Regions from separate parts of the Homo sapiens genome. Here region 1 is linked to region 2. A link is a loop called in an ENCODE intact Hi-C map of the cell type or tissue named here. Cell type or tissue: natural killer cell. All regions are shown on one strand.

Region 1 (8,000 bases), 200 kb before region 2:
TTTCTTTCCCCTGTGTTTGAAGAGTACTTCTAAAAACTCAAAGGTTCTTGTTGAATAATGTAAGAATCCATAGTCAATACAATTATTATAATAAGTACATAAATGAATAAAAGGGAGAAAAGGAAAAGCTCATCTTTATAGTAAAATGCCAACTAGAAAATCTAGAAGGAGCAAAGGAGTTAGAAAATGATCATTTTGCAACCATCATAATAAAAGTTGACCAGGCAAGAATTATCAACAGATGCTAAATCTAGCAGAGATGGAGGGAGTTCAGGAAGTAGTATATTTAGATATTCTTAAAATATCTTTCATACAAATTACTTATTAATTACACATAAAAAATAGTGACTATATACCTTGGGGATATCCCATGATACCTTAACCAGGTGATTAAAATTCATATCAGCAATGTGGGGCAGATGGACGCTGTGTGCCTATAAATGAGAGAGAACACAGCATCACTTTTGTGGTATTTTTGCCAGAAATGCATATAACCTGAATCTAATCATGAAGAAACGCTGACAAAACCAAATTGAACGACATTCTATAAGATAACTGGCCTATAATCTTCAAAAGTATCAGTCATGAAAGACAGAGAAAGGCTGGGGAGCCATTCCAGATTAGAGGAGACAAAAAGACAAGACACATGTGATCCTGAGCTGGATCCTGTTGGGTAGGGAGTGGGGCAGCTGCTATAAAAGACATTAGGGGGACAGTGGATTGTATTTTATATAAATAAATTATAATTGAGCCTATAGATTAAAATATTATATCAATGTTATATTCCTTGAATTTGATAATTATGTTGTTTTTATGTAAGAGAATATCCTTAGGAAACATACTTAATACTCTTTAAGATTAAGGGCTAAAAGGTCAGATCATTCAGGAAAAAAACATGTTGTATAGAGAAGAATAAAGCAAATGTGGCAAGGTTTTAAAAACTGATGAATCTAGTTAAAAGGGTATAGTAGAGTCCTTTGTACTAGCAACTTTGCTGTAAATTTAAATTAATTTCAAAAGAAAACATTTAAACTCAAAAGGTACATTTACAAGGTGGGCATTACAATAACTTTATTGTAGCCTTTTCTGGGAATTGCAACTCTTATTCTATATTAAAAAGGCCAAAAATCAAAAATCAGTAATTATTTAGTTGTTATTACTAGCACATTTATTTAGCACTTAGGATATTTCAGGTCACTAAATGCTCTAATACTTTAATTCTCACGATAGCCTTCTACAGTACCATAGTGTAGATCCTTTCTTATAGATGAAGAACTAAGATTTAGAGAAGTTAAGTAGTGGGCCAAATCACATGGCTAGTTACTTGCAGAGTTGGTACTCAAACCTAGATGGGACCCATTCTACAAGCTGTTATGCTAAACTGTCTGCCTTCGTACTCATAATCACTGTCAGTCTCCTCTAATTAAAGTTACTTGTGATAGTAATACTAATGGCTCTGATCATAAAGTCATATGCACATTTAGCCCTCATACTGTAGAGCTATACTGTCCAATACTATAGGAAATAGCTGTGCGTGGCTACTTAAATTACAGTTCTTCAGTCCTGCTTAGCCACATTTCAGGTGCTTAGTAGCTATGTGAGGCTAGTGGCTACCACAGTGGGCAGGTTATGGAGGCATTATGAGCAAAGGCAGTGCATGTCCTGGTTTAGATCCAAGCAGTGACCTTGGGCAAATTAATTTCTCTAAGCCGGATTTTTCTCAGGCCCTGCATCATAGGGCTGTTATCTTGAGTAAGTGAGATCACATATAAAATGTTTATAGACATCACCTGCTGTTGCTGCTCTTATTTATTTCTAGTCACAGTAAAGAGCATGTGGGACGGGTGTTGAATTTGCATCTGTATTTATGAAATATCTAGTTTGGCTGGCCCCAGATCAAAAGGGGTTCTGTTTCTCTGGGCTATAGGTCCAGATGAAAGTGTGGGCTACGTATGTCATAGTTGTACTTATCGCTGCCTGGATTCTTTCTTCAGTCTGCCAGTTCATGGGTTTTGACGGAAAGTGTCTTACTCTTAGTTATTAATTTGCTTTAATTTTGCTTAAAATCTGTAAAAACTGCTTCTTGGTCATCAGTTTAGACACTAACAATGAAAGAAGGTGGCCGCTTTAGTAAACAATTGAACGTCAGCCCCATTTGGATCAATCCCATGTAAGGAGATTGCAGATCAAGTAATGAGCCTAAAATTACCAACACGTGGGAGGCAGCATCAGGAGAAGTCAAGGATTTAAATTCCAGGACACCTGAACTCTGCTTTGTTGTCCAGCAGGCTTCCTTTAGGGAAAACGGTTTTTTTCCCGTCTGCACATTTCTTCTTGGCCTGGAAGAGACGATGGAACATCTGTTGTTCATTCACGTTCTCACATCAGCAGACAACGAGTGATGCAAGTCCTTGCACAAGCTGGGCCACTCTCCTTGGGCAGGCTTTTCCCTTCCTCTCTGTGGCCTGAAATGAATTTTAGTTTCTCCTCATCTCCTTGATAGCCTTTGCCACAGAGGGTCTGGTGATCAATAGAAATCCAGTAGTGTGTTCTCTTTATCCATTTGTATAGTTAAGAGTTAAAGTTTGGGGATAAGATAACTAAATTATTTTATATAAAGTGTTCATCAAACACTTCAGAGGGCCCACGGGATCTCTGGAAATTCAGGCTTCACCGTTTTCATCACTGTCTTCTCCGAGGTTACCCAGGGAGCCTAAAGGAGCTGTGGAAAGCGAATGGGTCTCTTGACTCTCAGTCCACGATGCATGTATCCTTGCCTGTTTCCTGATATGCTGCTGGATGGTTTGCATTTCTGTCTCAGAGCTGTCTACTGTGTACGTAGAGTTACAGAACTTTTAACTGTTTTTTTTTAAATAGGGCAATGAGAAAAGTTCAAGTAATAGCATCTACTCATTTATCAGGGTGACCTTTTTATTTAAATGGACATGTCTGTGTTGTTATGACTGCCCAAATTAAAAAAGGAAAACTTTCATAATTAGTTAGGAGGGCCTTATGTTACCCAGGACATCGCAGCCACCCTTGAGGGTGACTGAAAACATACTTTAATACTAGTAATAAAGGCATCTGTCTTTTTCTGTCAAATCATTTCAGTCCTTCTCACCCCCTCACAGCACAGGCAAGAAGGGAACGTGTCAGGCAGGGAGAAAGTGGGATTTGGTTTTCTCTGCAGGTGCAGCTCCTTTATCTGGTTATTCTGGTTACCTAGGAAATATGAGTGGGATGAAGAGTGATGCTTTCAGGCTGAGTTTCAAGTAGTGAATCTTTGAGTGTGAGTCACACACACACGTGATGAAGTTGTAATAATCTTATAGTTTTCCTTTTGCAGGGTGTATGGGTGGCCCAGAGAACAATCAGAAATAAAAATCATCTTACCCTCTCAGTGTGCCATGTTGAAACTGCAAATAATCTCTTAGAAGGATCACATAAGCCTGTTTTTATTTATGCATTCATTTCTACACTGAAAAAAAAAGTAAGATAACTTAACTGGGTGATGATGCCTGAACCTTCAACCTGAATTTGCTAAAATGAGAGCCACAGTATGAAGTTGTCTTTAAGGACATACTACAATTTAAATACACGGTTTCTAGAGAAAAGACACAAATGGCCAAAAAACACATGAAAAGATGCTCAATATCATGAGTCATTAGGGACATGCTAATGAAAACCACAGTGAGATGCCACTTCACACTAGGATGGCTTTAATAAAAAAGGCGATAACAAGGGTTGTGAAAGCTGTAGGGAAATTGGAACACGCATACATTGCTGGTGGGAATGTAAAATGGTTCTGTGGAAAACTGAGCAAAACACATGTCCCCAAGAACTTGTCCACAAATGTCCAAAGCATCATTATTCACAGTAACCAAAAAGTGGAAACAACCCAAATGTCTACCAACAGATGAGTGGATGAAAACAGTGCTATATCCATATAATGGAATATTAGCCATAAAAAGGATTGAAGTTCTGATACATACCACAACATAGATGGGTCTTGAAAACATTATACTAAGTGAAAGAAGCCAGATGCTAATTGTCACAAGTTGTATGATTCCAATTTATATAAAATGTCCAGAATGGGCAAATCTATAGAAACAGAAAGTAGATTAGTAATTGCCAGGGGCTGATGGGAGGGGAAAATGGGGAATGACTACTAATGATACGAGATTTCTTTTGGGAGGTGACAAAAATGTTCTATAATTACATAGTGGTGAATATACCACACCTTGTGAATACACACAGAAACACTGAATTGTACAGTTTAAAAGGCTGAATATTATGGTATGTGGACTGTATTTCATAAAACTAGTAAAAACTTGCTGCAGCACTTTTTTTTTTTTTTTTTTTTTTTTTTTTGAGGACAGAGTCTCACTCCCTTACTCAGGCTGGAGTGCAGTGGTGCAAACATGCCTCACTGTAGCCTCAACCTTCTGGGCTCAAGCGATCCTCCTGCCTCAGCCTCCCGAGTAGCTGGGACTACAGGTGCATGCCAACATGACCAGCTGATTTTTTTTGGTATTTTTTGTAGAGATAGGGTTTTGCCATATTGTCCAGGCTAATCTCAAACTCCTGGTCTCAAGTGATGCACCCACTTTGGCCTCCCAAAGTGCTGGGTTTATAGGCGCGAGCCACAGTGCTGGGCAGGGACTAGGTTTTTAAATGTATCTTTTTACTTTATTCCATGTACCTGATTTTTTTTTCTTTTTTTCTTTTTTTTTTTGAGAGAGGGTCTGGCTCTGTAGCCCAAGCTAGAGTTCAGTGGCATGATCTCGGCTCACTGTAACCTCTGCTGCCTGGGCTCAAACCATCCTCTCACCTCAGCCTCCCGAGTAGCTGGGATTACAGGCATGTACCCCCACACCCAGCTAATTTTTGACTTTTTTTTTTGTAAAGATGGGGTTTCACTTTGTTGCCCAGGCTGGTCTTAAACTCTTGGGCTGAAGCCGTCCACCTGCCTTGGCCTCCCAAAGTACTGGGATTACAGGTGTGAGCCACTATGCCCGGCCTCTAATTTTTTTTTTTTAATCTTGCTTTATTTGTATTCCAAACTTGAGCATTCTCTCCTGCAAGGTCTGTAGACTTGGAGCCCTAGGACAAGCAGACGTTTTCAAGATGAGACCCTAGTGCCTGGCTTTTAATAACCTAAAATACCTAGTCCAGAGGCCTTGGCCAGCTTACTTATGTCAGGCTTAGTCACTTTGCATGCTCATAAGGAAAAAAGGGTATCTAAGATTAGAAGTTTCAAGAAATAAGCAGCTTCTTCCAACCTCATTCACTCTCGATATTACTGTGCTGTGATCTATTTTTTTCTAGCCATTTATCATTAAAATCAGAGAGCAAATGTATGTGAATGTGTGTATGTTTGAGTGGGGGATGGGGCATAGAAGGGGATTTTGGTCTTTGAGGTACAATTGCTGGAGCTGGCATATAAAAATAGAGGATGCCCAATTAAAGTTGAATTTCAGATAAATAACAAATCATTTTGTTAGTGTGCCCATGTAGTATATGGGACATAACATATACTGAAAAAGTATTCATTGTTTACCTGAAATTCAACTTTAACTGGGTGTCCTGTACTTTATTGGGCAGCTCTACTCGGAGGTAATTCAGGTTTTTGTTTCCAGTTAACACCCTGGCCTGGGTGTTAGGAGGCCTGAGTACTAGTCTTGGCTCTGCCACTAACTAGTTATATACATCATCGGGAAAAAAAATCACTTAACTACTCAGACCTCGTTTCCTCATTTCTAAAATGAGGGGATCGTACTAGCTCATCTCTAAAGTTCCTCCCAGCTTTTAAACTCTGTGATTCTTTGATAGTACGACTGCTAGATGTTATATCCCAATTTAATTTGGAACAGAAACTGGCAAATTGAGCATTGCCTCTTCAGCAAATCCAAGTAAATATCAAGGCAGGGCAGTTGCAATAAATGACAGAAACTAAACTCTATGCTATTAGCTTTGGATTAAAAACAAATCAAAACTTAATCCTAATGAAAAATGTAAATTAATAAATTTAAAACCAGTTTTGTATTTTCAAGAAGCGGGGAGGGATGGGTGAAGAAGCTGGAGCTGCCAACATCTAGTTTATTCCTTTTACTTAAACTAGAGGCATTAAAAAAAAAAAGGTCCAAATATTTTGGGCCTCTGCCACCAAACCACAGGCAGTTCTCTGGTCTGCACTGGAGTTTGGATGACTGACAAGACTCAGTGAAAAACAAGTGCTATTTGTTTTCCTGTGCCTAGTATTTAACTGGAAATCAGAAGGCTAAATTTCCAATCAGTTGCTAAATAGCCCCAGATGTGTGCTCAGTGCAGCACTAGGAAGGGACACGCACAGCCCATACCACCGTGCATGTCCAGCTGTTACCTTTTCATGAAGCCAAGTGATGTGTAACTGAGGGTTGTAGTGTCTGTCCAAAAACGCCCTAAGAATAACTCAGACATTCAAGTTTGCTTGTGGAGAAGGGAACTTTTTTTAAAAAAAATTCTGTATTCTATTGTGTTACATTTAAAAATCTGGAAATAATTTTTTTCTTTGCTAATTTCCTTCTTTCCCTTCTTTGGCAGTTCCCCCACCCCCATGTTTAGAAAAAAACACAGAATTAGCATACCGGGTATGATGGTTTATGTATGTGCTTGTTCATTCATCCAACACACAGTTTTTAGTGCCTGACTGTGAACTGTGCTAGCTGTGGAGGATCTAGGGAAAACTGGGGTGAATTGCCTGTCGTCAGGGAGCTTCCCATTGTGTGGGAGAGCTGATTGAAAAATTGGGAATTGCAGTTTAGTGTGCTAAGTACTATTACGCTAAATAATAGTGAAAATTGGAGAAGATGAGAATAGTAGAAATTGGAGAAAATGAGAATTCTCTTCTTCCAAATGCAATCAAGGCAGCTTCCTGCATGAGGTTGGCTCTGGAGAACAGCATGTGGCAAATGGGTCAAGGTTGCAGACACAAACACAGCTCTTGGCTCGGCCAGAAGCATTACCCCTGTATTCCAGGGACCCGGATATACCAGTTTGTGTTTTGCAGTGAGGTCTTTCCCCAGATAAATTCTCTCTTGAAGGGAGATTAAATAACTAAATGTTTCAAGATTGCTGGTGGTTCTTCTTCTTTTTTTAAATGTCTCTTGTGGAATGACTCATTGTGTCCTGTGGGATATTCCAAGTGGTTGTGTACCATGCATTTTTATTCCGGAGTCTGCTCATCTGTTGGTTTTGTGGCTTGTCCTTAAGGGCCTTAATTATATGGGTCTTGATCCTCTCATGAACTAGGGTCAGTCAACTACCCTAGTTCAAACAAGTCATTCCTGTTTCCTAGGAATAGGAGTTTTTGGCCCTATTGTGGCCATTGAGCTCTTCCTAAATGTCACTATGGCAATTAGAACATTGGAAAGAGCCCAGTTTCAACTGGTAAACCTGGTCCAGAAGGGGTTTTTGAAAGACTCCCTGGGATTTATTCTAACTTGCTAGGTTAAGGCTGGTGAATGTTGTGAGTGAGTGAATGGCCCGTGGCCCCTGGGAGATTTGCCTGGGTGTATTTTTCCTGAGGAAGACCTACTGTCCAGGAGGGTTCACGCAAGTGTAGACTTTTCCTGGCTCTGGCTGGACTTGCGTCATGTCTGTGTGCAGGCATGGGTTGCAGCCCTGTGAAGGCTTTGCTTTCATTCAACAAATTGAGGTCAAATAAACTCACTTTCACTGAGGAGGCAAGGTTGGTGTTTCTTCGTGTGGAGTCCCATAACGTCTTTTAAGGCTTTATTGTCTAAGGCTAATCTGGTAATCAGATGCATCTGCCCTTCCCAAGTGTTGGGCAATTGTATCAAATGTCACATCTCTGGTGCCCTTTGTTGACGTGGTGGCCAGCCTCCAGAGAGCTGTTCGGTAGAAAAAGTGACTGTTTTGTTAAGGAAGGTTGCAGAATATTTTATTTCCATGTAATAGGAGGGGAAAGAAACCCCAACTGTCTACCAGGAGACTCTGGG
Region 2 (8,000 bases):
GGGGAGGAGAGTTGGAGTGACTTTGGCTACTAAGGTTGTGTGTTGAAATAATAAAAGGAATTTCCTAGGGATCCCCAATCTAGTCTATTTTTTAACAGTGTAGTTTCAATTTCTTCCTATAATTCTTAGGCATACCTTGAATGAATAGAGAATTTTCTGTTAATTAACCAATTCAATACTGATTAATTCTAGTTCACTCTTTTAATAGACGTAAGATCTTAGGTTACAATTAATCCATCTTTCATTTCATCTAACCAACAAACATATTTAGTGCCTATTATATATCAGACTGTGCTACAGTCGAAGAGGGGCACCTAACCCAGACTGAAGAGGAGAATAACAGAGAAGGGTGGCTTCCTATAGCAGAGATAAAGCTTTGGGGGTCGCCAAATTTCATGCCATCTATCACTTCCCAAGCACATGGGAAACTACACTTCCCAGACACCCTTAGGAGTCCTTAGGTTGGGGCCACATGACTGGATATCCAATAGGATAGAGCAGAAATGATGTATGCTACTCTCAGGCCTGGCCATAAAATTCACTGTGCAACTGTCCATGTTCCCACTTTCTTTCCCTTCTGTTGTAACCTCTGAATCCAGATGGCAGCAATATAAGATGAAAACAATAAGGATCTCTAAGTCACTGCTTAGAGGAGAGCCACAGAAGGACTATGGGGCTTATTTGCTATAACCTAGCCTTGCTTACTCTAATATGTACTCTGTAAAGGTGGGGACATCTAAGTTTAGTACTGAAGAAGAAAATATCTAGGCTATGTCAGGTAAGATGACCAACTTTGATGATCTTATTCCAGCTAGATGGGGAAAATAAAACTATATCAAAAAATAGCCAGCTTACCAAGCAAAATATCTTGATCAAATACTGAAGTCTTGAATGAACCTCAGTTTTCTGCTTGGGAACAACTGAGTATTGTGGTTGTAGTCACCAAAGTAAAGACTGTAGAAGTTTCCTGGAAAAGTCTGATTCATAGCTGAGAAAGTTCTAACAAGAATGTAGGAAGAAGTAGTAGGTTCATTGAAGGAATCACTTTCTAATCATAAAAATGGATCATCCAGCTCTTGACCCTCTGAAGTTCACAATTTAATGAGGTAGAATTGAGGAGATCAGAGGCAGAATGTCATGTTTATTCAAGTCCTAGAACCTTGGATCCAGAATTTTTCCTCTTCCAGGAAGCCTCTTCTACTCAAATGTTAAACATGTCTCTGCTTAAATGTTGCTTCCTTAGGGAACCTTTCTGACAGCTTGATATAAAGAAGTCATCCAGTTACTGTCTGTTGAATCTCCCTATTCTAATTCTCTGTGTAGTGCTTCCCACTCTCTGATACTTTTCTTGTTTATGAATTTTGTTTGTTTGATTATTGGCCATCTCCCTTCACTAGAATAGGGGAAGGAATACTTTGTTCATGTCTCTCTCTAGCATGTTTCCAAGTGGCTAGCACATAGTAGGAGCTCCATAAATGTTTATTGAATAAATAAATAATCCCAGGAGGCTAAAAAAGAATAAAAAAGCAAACGTTTTGTTTTGAGATAGATTTGTAAATATACTGAATGGCCAAGTTGGGATGTGTCTCAAATGAGAACTACAAGATGGCATATTTGTCATTCTGCATCAAAGAAAAACCAATGTCAATTGGCATCAATATCTTGACTCTTTTTTAAATTAAATTTTCTCAAGTGGTCACACGGGAGCAGGTCTATTTCTGGAGAATACCTTTTTTAGACTCAACAAAATCCCAGGGATGAACACAGTTTTGATATAATAGAATTTGTATACACTAAACCCCTTTATTGCAATATGTCTCCAATCGTTTGATGCCCTAGATGCAATTATTGCTTTAGAAGCTAAAGTAAGCAAATTCTCTTTTCAAAAGGAATATGAATTCTTGGGCTTGTGCCTCCACTTCCTGATCTAACTTCTCTGGACCCTGAGGCATGGGCATTGTAGAACTGAGTTATCAGATTTTAAGAGCATGTAGGGGGTCTGTTTTGTGACTTAATGTTATCTTCAGAAAATCAACTAAAATCTGTTTAAATATCATGTCTGAAATAAGTGTAAAGACTAAACGGATGTGGTTACAATCTTGAAACTAGAAGCTATAGCCAGAAAATAGGTCAAGAAAAAAATAGACACAAATTGCCTGGATCTTGGCCATAAAGGTCAAGTACTGCTGGTCACAAAACAAGGAGGATTCTTCAGAGAAACTGAGGGACTCACATAATAGTTCTAGTAACAATTACAACAACTAACATTTATTTAGTGCTTACTATGCGCCAGGCACTCTGCCAAGTGCTTATCATATATCATCTCATTTAATTCCTTGGAACATGTGCCGCTGGGGGCCATATTAGTAATTTCTATCTACCTGTCAGGAAACTGAGGTTAATTACTGCATTAGTCCATTCTAATATTGCTATAAAGAAATATCTGAGACTGGGTAATTTATAAAGAAAAAATGTTTAATTGGCTCATGGTTCTGCAGGCTGTACAGGAAGCATGATGCTGGCATCTGCTCGGCTTCTGGGGAGGCCTCAGGTAACTTACAATCATGGCTGAAGGAAAAGGGGAAGCAGACCTGTCTTACATGGTGGGAGCAGGAGCAAGAGAGAGAGAAGGGGGGAGATGCTGTACGCTTGTAAACAACCAGAACTTGTGAGAACTCACTCACTATCATGAGAACAGCACCAGGAGATTGTGCTAAATCATTCATGAAGGACCACCCCCATGATCCAATCACCTCCCACCAGGCCCCACTTCCAACACTGGGGATTACATCGCGACATGAGATTTGGTGGGGACAGATCCAAACCATATCAATTATCTTGCCTGAGTACAGACAGGTTTTCCTGACTCTAAAATTCAAGCTATTAACCGCAGTCTCTCCAACTTTAACATTCAAATTTCCCATTGTGAATGTCTGAAAAATGCTTACAGTTCTTTTTTTATTATTATTATACTTTAAGTTTTAGGGTACATGTGCACAACGTGCAGGTTTGTCACATATATATACATGTGTCATGTTGGTGTGCTGCACCCATTAACTCGTCATTTAACATTAGGTGTATCTCCTAATGCTATCCCTCCCCTGTACCCCCAATGCTTACAGTTCTAGAGTGACCAAAAAAAAAAAGTGAAATAAGAAAACATATAGATATATTTTATTTGAATCATTTTATAATAAAGAAGATGAAAATGTTCAATTCAGGAGACAGTATGTGGTATAGTGGAAAAAGTAAAGTGTGCCAAAGTCTCTGTGCCCTGTATCCTGCCATAACCATTCGTATGATTCCAATTCCCTCACTCACCTTCTGTCTCAGTTTGCTGATCTATAAAATGGAATGAATCCCTACCATATATTTTGCAGTCCCGAGAAATGTTTCTGAAAGGCCTAACAAATGAAGGATTCTAATTTAGGTGGTCTAAACAGTTTTAATACATTTTAGGACTTTATTTCACCGTGGCCCACCCAGTCACAGAAAAGAGAAATGCCACAGTATAATCCTCATCTGTGCCACAAGAAACTTAAGTCAGTCTCTGTGGCCTATATTATATTTTTTCTCTGGCCTATATTATACTTTTCCTCTGGCCTATATTATACTTTTTCTCTTAAGAGGAATAGAAAAGGGAAAATCTTATGTTTATGCTGAGGAGGCAGTGTGAAGTAGCTTGAAGGAAGGGTGTGTTCTCACCTCAGGTTCTCACCTCACAGCCATTGTGGGAGGCAGCTGGTATAGTGTGGCAGTCTGTAAAACATCAGGAGAGCTGAGGTTGTGCCACATCCATCTACTTAAATTCCTTCAACGTTTTTATTACTGCTGTGTAAATTATAAAGCTTCAGGATGTGTGTGTGTGTTTTCTAGGTAGAAAGCTTGGATCAACTTTACATGTATTATACTCAGACAAGATGAAGAAGGGATTCTTGGTCTGGCTGGCTGCCCCTAAGAGGCAGGGATAAATTAGGGAGGGCCTCAGATGTAGGGTGGGGGCTGGGGGATCTGTGAGGAAGGAAGATGTGGTGCCCAGAGGTACTGAGAAACCTCAGGGCTGGGTTTGAGGTGGCTCTGTATTTGAAGGGTGGAGCCCAAGAGACGGCTCAAAACAACATCCTTCCTTCCTTCCACAAATGTTGATTGTGTGATACATACCAGGCACTGTCCTGAGCATTGGAGATACAGTGATGAAGAACAGTCTTTTACAGAGTGGTTTAAGACATTTTTGAGGCAATCAGACTTAGGCTTAAATCCTCCTGCCTGTGCCACCAATTAGCTATGACCCTGGGAAAATTATTTAAGTCTTTGAGCCATGGCTTCTTCAACTATGAAGTGGGGACAACCTGACAGTTATGACTGAGAAAAGTGAGATTATGCAAGTGAAGCATTTAGTGTCGTCTCTGGTGCAGTGAGGACTGAGTGAATGATGGATGTCCACACAATGCTGTAAACCCCATAAGGCAGGGATTGTGTCTTGGGTTCACCTTGAATCTTCAGCACTTACTGGTGTGCACAGCAGATGCTAAAAGAATTATCTGTTGAAGGTTTGACAGTTAATGGAAGAGTCAGATTAGAGGCTAGGGAGCAGGCTAAGGGTCTGGAACAGGATGCAAAGTCAAAAGCAGAAACAGGATGTAGCAACGGAATATTCATAGTAAGTAAGTTACTGGGCAGGGGGCCAGGGGAAGCCTCTTCAAGGGGTGGAGGGTGTGTAAAGGAGCATGCAATAAAGGCACAGGGTTGTGATAGGTACAGGGATCTCCCCCTCACACCAGACCCATGGGCTCATTAACACTCCCCCCTGCTCACCTAAACACACCCTGCCCCACTTCCAGCAACCACTAATGATTACGATAATAACAAAGGCAACTAGCAGGCAGGACAGACAGTTCAATTATTAGAAAGTTGTCTACGGTGAAAACTGGGGACAGAAAGATAGGCTCTTGAGACCATATTTCTAAATCAGGGGCCAGTTTGGGAGGGAGAGGACCCCAGATCTGTGGCTGCTCAGATTTCCTCTCACCCTGTCCCTAGCCCACCATCTACCATCTATCTCCCTGATAGGATGGGTGACCATAGGTCCAGGTTGCCCAAGTTTAAGCTTGTTCCCAGAGCAGTCATTACTAAAGCAGGGATTCTTACACTTTTGTGTATACACCAATCACCTAGAGATCTTGTTAAAATGCAGACTTCTATGCAGTAGGTCTGGCTGGGTCCTGAGATTCTGCATTTCTTAAAAACTCCTAGGTGAGGCTGATGCTGTTTGCCTGAGGACTAGAGTAGCAAAGATCTACCTACCACTGGTTCTCAAATGTAACTATATCAGCATCATCTGGATTGACTCTGGGGTCCCAGACACACACACACACACACACACACACACACACGCACACACACACACGGTGTGCTTCAAGGGGGCTCAGAAAGACCTGCTCTGAAGTAGCCCCCTTCAAGAACTTCCATCTGCCTTTCCCACCAAATCTTTTTTTTTTTTTTAATTAAGGGAGCACAAACAAAAAATCACCGTGTTACCCTTAATGAATACATCTCAGTCTACACACAAGAGAAGGCATCATGGGACCTGGCAGCTCTCAGAGGGCATTGGGAGTGTAGCAGCTCTTCCTGCTCCAAAGAGCCACTCTAGAGTTTTCTAGAGTTTTTCCTTCAGACGTCCTGGTGTTTAGTTGTGTGGCATACATGAGGCTTTGTGGCAGTTGGTTAATATACTGTGGGACAAGAACTGAACTAGGCACTGTGTGGGACAGGGAAAGATGCACTCTGTGGCTTTAGGGAATTTGAAATTAAAAGATAAGATTTCAGATTCTTTCAAAGCCCGAGCTAAACACATGAAAAAAACAAAAACAAAAACAACAACAACAAAAAACACAGAACACCAGAGTGCTGAAAACAGAAGAATTGCAGTGGATGGGGTTGGAAAAGAAAGGCTTCCAGTTAGAAGTCAATTTCACACCGTGTTTTGCAGGAGCGAGTCCAGCGGATTCGTGGAAATGGATGGAGGCTGCTGAGTTGAGAGACTGAGAAGTGGAGGTACCTAGGAAGGTCCTCCCTGAAAATACATCGGGTTGTAAAACCTGGAAAGAAATACCTCCATTTGTCAGGCACTCACAGGGCGCTCTCCTCTGGCAGCTCCCATGTTGAGCGCCCAGGGCAGCGACCAGACGGCGTCCTGTCCTCCTGCACGGGGCCAGAACTGGATGGTCCCGCGACACATCGTGTCTGCAGCTTTAGAGGCCTCCCCAGGAGTGCTACCGCGGTCATTTCTGCCCAGCTGTAAAATAACACCCAATCAGCGAGCCGCCAGCTGCAAACTGTTCCGACCTACTCCTCCCTCCCCGGCTTAATTCCCACCTATACCAAAGTGGCCCCACGCGGGCAGAAGCGAAAGACGGAAATGAGGGGAGGCCAACTACTCGAGATCTGCGCCCGAAGCAGATTTTCCACGCGCTCAGAGTAGGGTCGGGGAAAGGCCCACTTGGGGCTTCTGAGAGAGAGGGAAGGGCAGGGAAAGGGCTGCCCCCCAGCAAGACACAGTTGGGTGAACAACTGAGTCTTTGCCTCGTTGACAAAGGAGAATGAGGGACTCGCGCCAGGCTGGCTTGAACTGACTGGAGAAAAGCGACTTCTGTAATTCAGGGCCCTCCTCGTGCGAAGGAAACTTTGGCAAAGCAGAAAGACAGGCATGCAGTTTCCAGGCGGAAAAACGTGAACCATGGGACATGATGGGCTCCAGGGCCGTGGATGCAGTTGCCCGAGGCCCCAGGGCCGCCCCCGGAAGGCCGGGACTGCCAGGGACTCGGCGTGGGGGTGCTGACTGCCGCTCCAGGCCTCGGGGTTCAAGCACTCCAGCAGCATCCGCTCACCACGCTCCCCGCCCACTTCCATGATCACGAGGGGGCAAGGCTAGCCAATCCGGGGTGGCCACTGCCCGGCCCTGCGAGGACTCGAGGCGCACTGGGAAACTGCGCGGTGCCTAGAGGTACAAAGAACAGGTCCTGGGAGGGTAGTAGGAGGGGACCTTAGCACAGCCTATGTCAGTTTGTCAACAAGGATTTGCTGAGAAGTCGCACTGTGCTCAGCATAGCGGCACTGCCTACCTAATGGGCTTTGGGGCATAGACAGTGAATAACCTGGCAGTGATAATAGTGTGCTGAAAGAAAGGCCAGCCCCAACAGCCACTACAGGAACCTCAGAAAGGAGGGGGCGTCCCTGTTAGTGGCTGATACTGGATTTCTCTCATTGTGTTCGTGGCTGGCGCCAAACCAGAGATCATAATGTATAACAAATAAATGTGAAGTTTCTTACATCCAAGTGGCCAGGGAAAACCTATACTAATTACATGGTACAAACCCGCTGTGATCAGGTGCTAAATTGGGTGGCAGTCAGAGTACAGCTGTAGAGATATCTCTGAGGGCCAGAGTGATCAGGAAAAGCTTTGTGGAAGAGGAAGAACTGGAGTTAGGTGCTGAATGACGGGCAGGATATGGACAAGCAGAGGAAAGTGGGAAGGCGTTCCAGGAGGGAAGGGGCAGCATAGCCAAAGCCCGGGGGATGAGCATGGTGGGTTTATGGGGTTTTAGAGGGATTAGCCTGTTTGGAGTGTAGCAGGTGCTCTGAAGAGCATGGGACAGAAGAGAGCACAGGCAGCTGGAGGGTAGAGATGGGGGCTAATTGCAGAATCCCACAGTGCCTAGGAAGGTCTCAGCTGTCAGGGTCTTCTCCTGAGACTCATTCTCAGCTCCTTTTGGGGTTTAGGAAAGATCTTTCATGAGAGTTCCAAACATTTTAGTTAATGTTTAATTCCTTCTCACTGAATCCCCATGGAAGGGGGCAAAAAGCAAGTGCTACTCCTCCAAGGTACTAAAACCCTGGTGCTGAGGATGAGGCTGCTCCAGAGGGACCTCTGAGAGAGAGAGAGAGATGGTATCTTATGAGTTGCATAAGTCTTTTAGGCAAGAAAGCAGGAGGAGATACTG

Evidence for each region. Hi-C counts contacts between places; a loop is a spot of excess contacts. Peaks named below come from ENCODE experiments on the same cell type or tissue, not always from the same donor. Only the 100,000 strongest peaks of a DNase experiment are listed, where the experiment ranks them.
Region 1: it touches region 2 in a loop (4-fold over the local background); 1 of 110 quality-filtered maps calls a loop at or near these places.

Annotation. Positions count from the first base shown.
Region 1 is chr1:91,749,762-91,757,761 of GRCh38, reverse strand. The region is part of intron 4 of TGFBR3 (transforming growth factor beta receptor 3); the gene reads left to right. Among named protein-coding and RNA genes, the nearest start is that of TGFBR3, 130 kb to the left of the region's middle. RefSeq lists an enhancer at 4,326-4,826. In natural killer cell, no CTCF peak of the experiment used is centred here; a DNase peak (open chromatin) is centred at 3,701; H3K27ac peaks cover 994 bases.
Region 2 is chr1:91,545,266-91,553,265 of GRCh38, reverse strand. All of the region lies in intron 3 of LOC102723436 (a long non-coding RNA gene), which reads left to right. Among named protein-coding and RNA genes, the nearest start is that of CDC7, 48 kb to the right of the region's middle. In natural killer cell, no CTCF peak of the experiment used is centred here; DNase peaks (open chromatin) are centred at 2,125, 3,735, 4,055 and 4,725; H3K4me3 peaks cover 263 bases; H3K27ac peaks cover 8,000 bases.